2 separate regions of the Homo sapiens genome follow, and region 2 is linked to region 1. Evidence: read pairs that join two places in POLR2A ChIA-PET (ENCODE). Cell type or tissue: MCF 10A. All regions are shown on one strand.

What was found. ChIA-PET counts read pairs that join two places held together with the same protein. Peaks named below come from ENCODE experiments on the same cell type or tissue, not always from the same donor. Only the 100,000 strongest peaks of a DNase experiment are listed, where the experiment ranks them.
Region 2: POLR2A ChIA-PET joins it to region 1 with 14 read pairs; 4 of 35 experiments call an interaction of 5 or more read pairs at or near these places.

What each region holds. Positions count from the first base shown.
Region 1 is chr1:206,105,296-206,107,795 of GRCh38, reverse strand. It overlaps AVPR1B (arginine vasopressin receptor 1B), which reads left to right. Exons shown (of 2, transcript NM_000707.5): 2 at 1-860. Among named protein-coding and RNA genes, the nearest start is that of AVPR1B, 11 kb to the left of the region's middle. In MCF 10A, a CTCF peak has its summit at 1,023 (motif pointing right); a DNase peak (open chromatin) is centred at 1,055.
Region 2 is chr1:206,000,030-206,002,529 of GRCh38, reverse strand. All of the region lies in intron 1 of RAB7B (RAB7B, member RAS oncogene family), which reads left to right. Among named protein-coding and RNA genes, the nearest start is that of RAB7B, 2.1 kb to the left of the region's middle. In MCF 10A, no CTCF peak of the experiment used is centred here; DNase peaks (open chromatin) are centred at 229, 939 and 1,709.

The sequences.
Region 1 (2,500 bases):
TCCAGGGTCCTGACCCAAAAGAGTCTACAGTTCAGAGAGGAAAAGAGGAGACAGACCTGGGATCAAGGCTGACTAAAGCACTTTCTTGTCTACCCTTTGCCTTCTATAGATCCCCTCTTACTACTATGATATTTTCTGTTTTGCATTGCACAAGAATAATTTACTTGGGGTGGTGGCTTTGGAGCCCTCATTGTTCCTCCCATGGAAAGGCTACACTTGATCTTTTCCAGAAAGCTGGTTCTGTCCTGTGATATGGACAGTGGGGAGCGACTGCACACTGGCTGAGGGCCTCGGGAACCCATTCCAGGAAGCTCCTGAAGGAAATGGTGGATCTCATCGGATCTATGAGTGAAAGTTCTGCAGGACCTGTAGGAGGCTCGCCTGGACAGTCTGGGCCAGTGGAAGGGCCTTGGATAGGGTTCAAGGAGGAGGGGCCCTGTGGAAGCAAGAAGGAGGCTCTGTGCTCTCTGGGGTGAATCCCATTTCTGACGGCTAACCCCAGGAGAAACTGAACAATGCCGTCTCTGGCTGGGCACTTGTGTAAATTGTTTATGCCATCCTGTGACTGTGAATGACAGTACTTTAGTCCCTTAAAACCTATGTACAAGCAGGACATGAGGGGCAGACGGGACAGAGAGGAGGACAGGAGGGGTTCATCGGTTGACTACGGGGATTTCTCAGAATCGTTATGTTGTTTGGCACAGGCCAGTACTTTCCCAGATAATGTGTCTGTGTTTTGTATGTAAATAGATCACTTATCTACTACAGGGCTATAGATTCAGCCCAGGCTGTAGCAGTTCATTCCTGGGTCAGAAACCCAGGTTGAAATTCACCAATAAAAAGATTTAATATCCAGGAAATTCCTGCGCATCTTTAGTTTTCTAGGGACAATGATAATTGGATGTGCAAGATAAAATTAAAGTGTGTTTGTCTTGAGTGAAGGGGTGAGGTTGCTGGGGAAAGGGGCCACCCTGCATCCAGTTTAAGTGGGAAAAGCAGTGTCTTCGAGTTTGCCATAGGACCACAAGGTGGCAGTGTGGAGCCAAAAGTGGGCCTGGCCTCCGCTGGGCTTGACTTGGCAGCTCCTGCCTAAGAATCAGGGTAAGGCCCTTTCTCTAGCCAAATATTGCTGAGATCCAGTGCACATTCTTTAACTCTCCTGGAGGATATGAAGCAGTAATGACTAACAGGGAAGGCTAGGAAAGTCACCCAGCCTCTTAGCTTGTGAGTCCTCAAGTTCCAAAGAGTCTTGGTCCCTCACTTGACCCGGTTCTCCTGAGATACATGGACACACACTGGGTTCTCTCTAAACCCACGGAGATTTGGCAAGGCAAAGAACAAGAGGTTTCTACTGCAAGGTGAGGAAATGAGTATAGGAATTCCTGCCCAAAAGGCAGCAAGACACATGAGTCAGTGTTTGAGGGCCCTAGTAGGACCTCAAAAAGCCACATGAGCTATAGTTACTTTACGGGTTCTGGTTTAGAATCTGGGGGCATGGGTTAGGAGGCTTCTCTGAGAGTGCCTCGGAGCCCAGCAATCTGTCCCAATTCCAGAAGCAAAGAAACCCACTGATGTTGAGCGTAAAATACCTCCTCACCCTAGCACGTCTTGGTGGCTAATAGGATGCTCGTGGAATTTTGCTGCAGTTCCCATGGTGAGCATTTGGATGCTTGCTCCTTTAGAATAAGAATTCATTGAAAACAGGTCACATTTATTATGGTCTACTGTGGTCTATATTCCTAGGTCATTGTTGGCATGTAATCCACCATCTACTGGTTGCCAATAGCAAATCAGTTTTTCTGTGTCTTATTATCAGATAATTTTGGAAAAATCTTTGTCCAGTCCATGTCCATGGAGAAACCCAGTGTGAAACAGTATGATTGTTTCTGGGAGGTACCAATGACATATAACGTGGGAGAATGTGACTTCACTGAACTGGAAGCTATGCTCCTCAAAGGGTGGTTACTCATACAGGTGACTATTTGTACCGATTTAGACAGCTCACCCTTGAAGCTCATGGAAATATGACAAACAAAAGGCCATTTTGTTTCTACGTGGCTTGCAATGACTTTGAGGATTAGTTCAATTTGTTAGCTGGCCCCAATTATTAGCTTATTGGCTCAAACTCCTCAGGAGGTGACATCAGCCTTCCTCTGTACTTATGAGGGCATCTGAGCAGTCATGTGCACTATTGAAGTTCTAACCTCTGTAAGTCACTTGGTAGGGTCACACGTTTAAATCTACTGTTAAATCTAACTGTTAAATCTAACAGCACTCTCCAAGAATGCCTTCACTTAATAAGCAATCAGGGTGGGTTCTAATGTTAACCTCCATGATATATTCACTACTGAATGTCATATTTCTGAAGCAGAGTTTATTACAGAGCTTAATCAGATGGTCTACAATCATTCTAGCCTCTGGTCTCTGGTCTCCCTGACGTCAACTCCCTGCGCCAGAGTATCACAGCAGCCTCTGAGCCCAGACACAGACAGTTCTCCAG
Region 2 (2,500 bases), 110 kb after region 1:
CCTACACAGTGCTGGGGCTTAGTAAGCATGCACTGCCTGTGCCAGACAGATGAACAGATGGATGGATGAGTGGATGGATGGCTGTTCATGGAAACCTCTAGAATCCCAGCATTGGTCAGGCTCTTTAGTGGGATACAGAGAGGTGTGAGGCACAGCCCTGCCCTTCAGGCATGGACAGTCTACTCAAGGAGACAAGATCCTCAAATAACCTAAAGAACAAGAGCGCCAAGCCTCCTGAAACCAGGGCTGTAGGTACACTTCCCAGAGGGAGCAGGTCTAGACCTGCTAGGGTTGAGGTGGGTAAGGCGGAATTGTGAACATTACTGGGAGGCAACAAAGCCTTGTGCTCTCTACATAGCCTCTTTTCACAGACAAATTTTGCTTCCAAGATTGTAGGTCCCATTATTTTTTAGGGTGGATATATTTGTCCTTTTCCAAGGTATGGGATCAGGAGGGGAGGTGCTGAAAGTGGACAAGAGCCTGGAAAGATAGTATGATGGGGGCGGGAGACTCTGTCTGCTTCAGAATCCTTACCTGCCCCTGCTCACTCGTCTCCTGTCAGCAGAAGTGATACCCCACCCAATGCAGATGCGACAGAAGATTGTACCTGGTTTCAGGTTGGAGCCAGCGGGGTAAGGAGAGAAAGGAAGTGAGAAATGAGAGGGAAGGGGGTTCCAGCGTTCTTGGAGGGCTGGTGCCAGGCACTGGGGCTTGGCAACAGCTCAGTCCTTCTTACTCCACAGGGGCTGAGCTACACTGTAGCTTTGGCAAATGGGCAGGACCAGGACTCCAGGCTTAGAAGTGCTGCCAGACAAGAAGGGGAAAGAGCTGGGGACCTCCAGTGGGGAGTCAGTCACCGCAAGTTCTGCTCTGTGTGGACCGGGGCTGGCTGAAGGCAGAGTCCTGCATTTCAATCCTGCTTTTCACTGTTACTTAACAGTAGAGGATGACTCAGCCTAGCCTCTAGGAGGATTCCTTGGTTTGAAGCATCTGAGTCAGCTGAGTGGGTGGAATGAGGCTTAGTGACAACACTACACTTTTTACAGATAAAGGATAAAATGGAAATATTATGAACAACTTATTCCTATACATTTCACAGCTGAGATGAAATAGAAAAATTCCTTAATGATACACATTACCAAAGTTATCTCAAAAAGAAATAGATAAGCTGTATAGTCCTACGCTTCTTTAAAAATTGAATTCATAGTTAAAAAGTTTCTAATAAAAAACTTCAATTCTAAAAAAAAAAAAAGACGGCTACTGCCAAAGCCCAGCAGAGATGACATGGAAAGGGACTCCAACCACTGTATGAGATCTGCGTGTGCCTCCTAGGTGAGCCAGGCTGCGTCACCCCACAAACCGCCCCCACTTCCCACGGACCTGGTCCCAGTCACTCTTTGTTGCTCCTAGTGAGGCTGGGCCCAAGGACTGGGCTCTTATAAAATAGCAGCCTCAGCAAACTCCTGCCCTTCTAGGATAGGGTAGGGGAACCTGCAGTAGCAGCACACCCTGAGTGAGCATCTAGGGGAAAGGAACCAGGGAGGGGGTGGAATGTGGGAGCCCAAAGTTAAGGCCGAGGTAACTTACCAGGATCTTGAGCACTTTTTGTGTGGCCCTCAGGAGAAATACTCCTAGGAGCGGGAGGCAGCTCCATGGGGCAGGTCTGGCTCTACCTTTCATGGATGTGGAAGAGATGACTCAAGCACAGGGTGGTGCTTGGCATAAATGACCTTTGAAGTCCTTGCAGGAGTGTGCTGGAGCAGGCTCCACGCTGGTAGCTTGAAGTCAGCCATGGTGGAAGTGTTTACACCATAGGAAGTGGCAAGCATGACCAACCAGGGCCCTGGCCTCTAGACTCACCCCCTCTCCCAGCTGGTAAACAATTATCTGGATCCTTCCCAACTTGGGGACCAGTGCTGTGTTATAAGATCATGACACATGTCACCTGCAGAGGAAGCCACAGCCACGAGTGATGTCCATTTTACCCATGAGGGAACAGACGCCCCAAGGTTCAGTAACCCATCCAAGGCCACAAATGTGTGGAGCCAGGATGAGAATTCTGAGTCCCAAACTCATGATCACTCCATGGCACCAGACATCCTCACTCTCTTGCTCACAGAAGTAATTTGTCCTATCTGAAAATCACGCTCAAATTGCTTTGGGCTGCCATCCACACATCTTTTTAAAGAAATGTTAAGTGATTATTTGATATTCTTAAATTACAAAACAACTTAGGCTTGTGTAACAAATTTTAAAACAAAACATATATAACATAAAATGATAGCTCTTAGCCTCTAATCTACCTTTCCCATCCCTCTTATGAATCATTTAGTGTATATCTCCCCTTAGCTTTCTTATCACACTATATAAAACGTTCAGTGATTTTCTTTTTTCTTACTTAAAGCCATCACGTGTAGCTTCCCACTTCATTATTTCATCTTTTTAAAACTGCCCTTGGCCAGGCGTGGTGGCTCACACCTGTAATGCCAACATTTTGAGA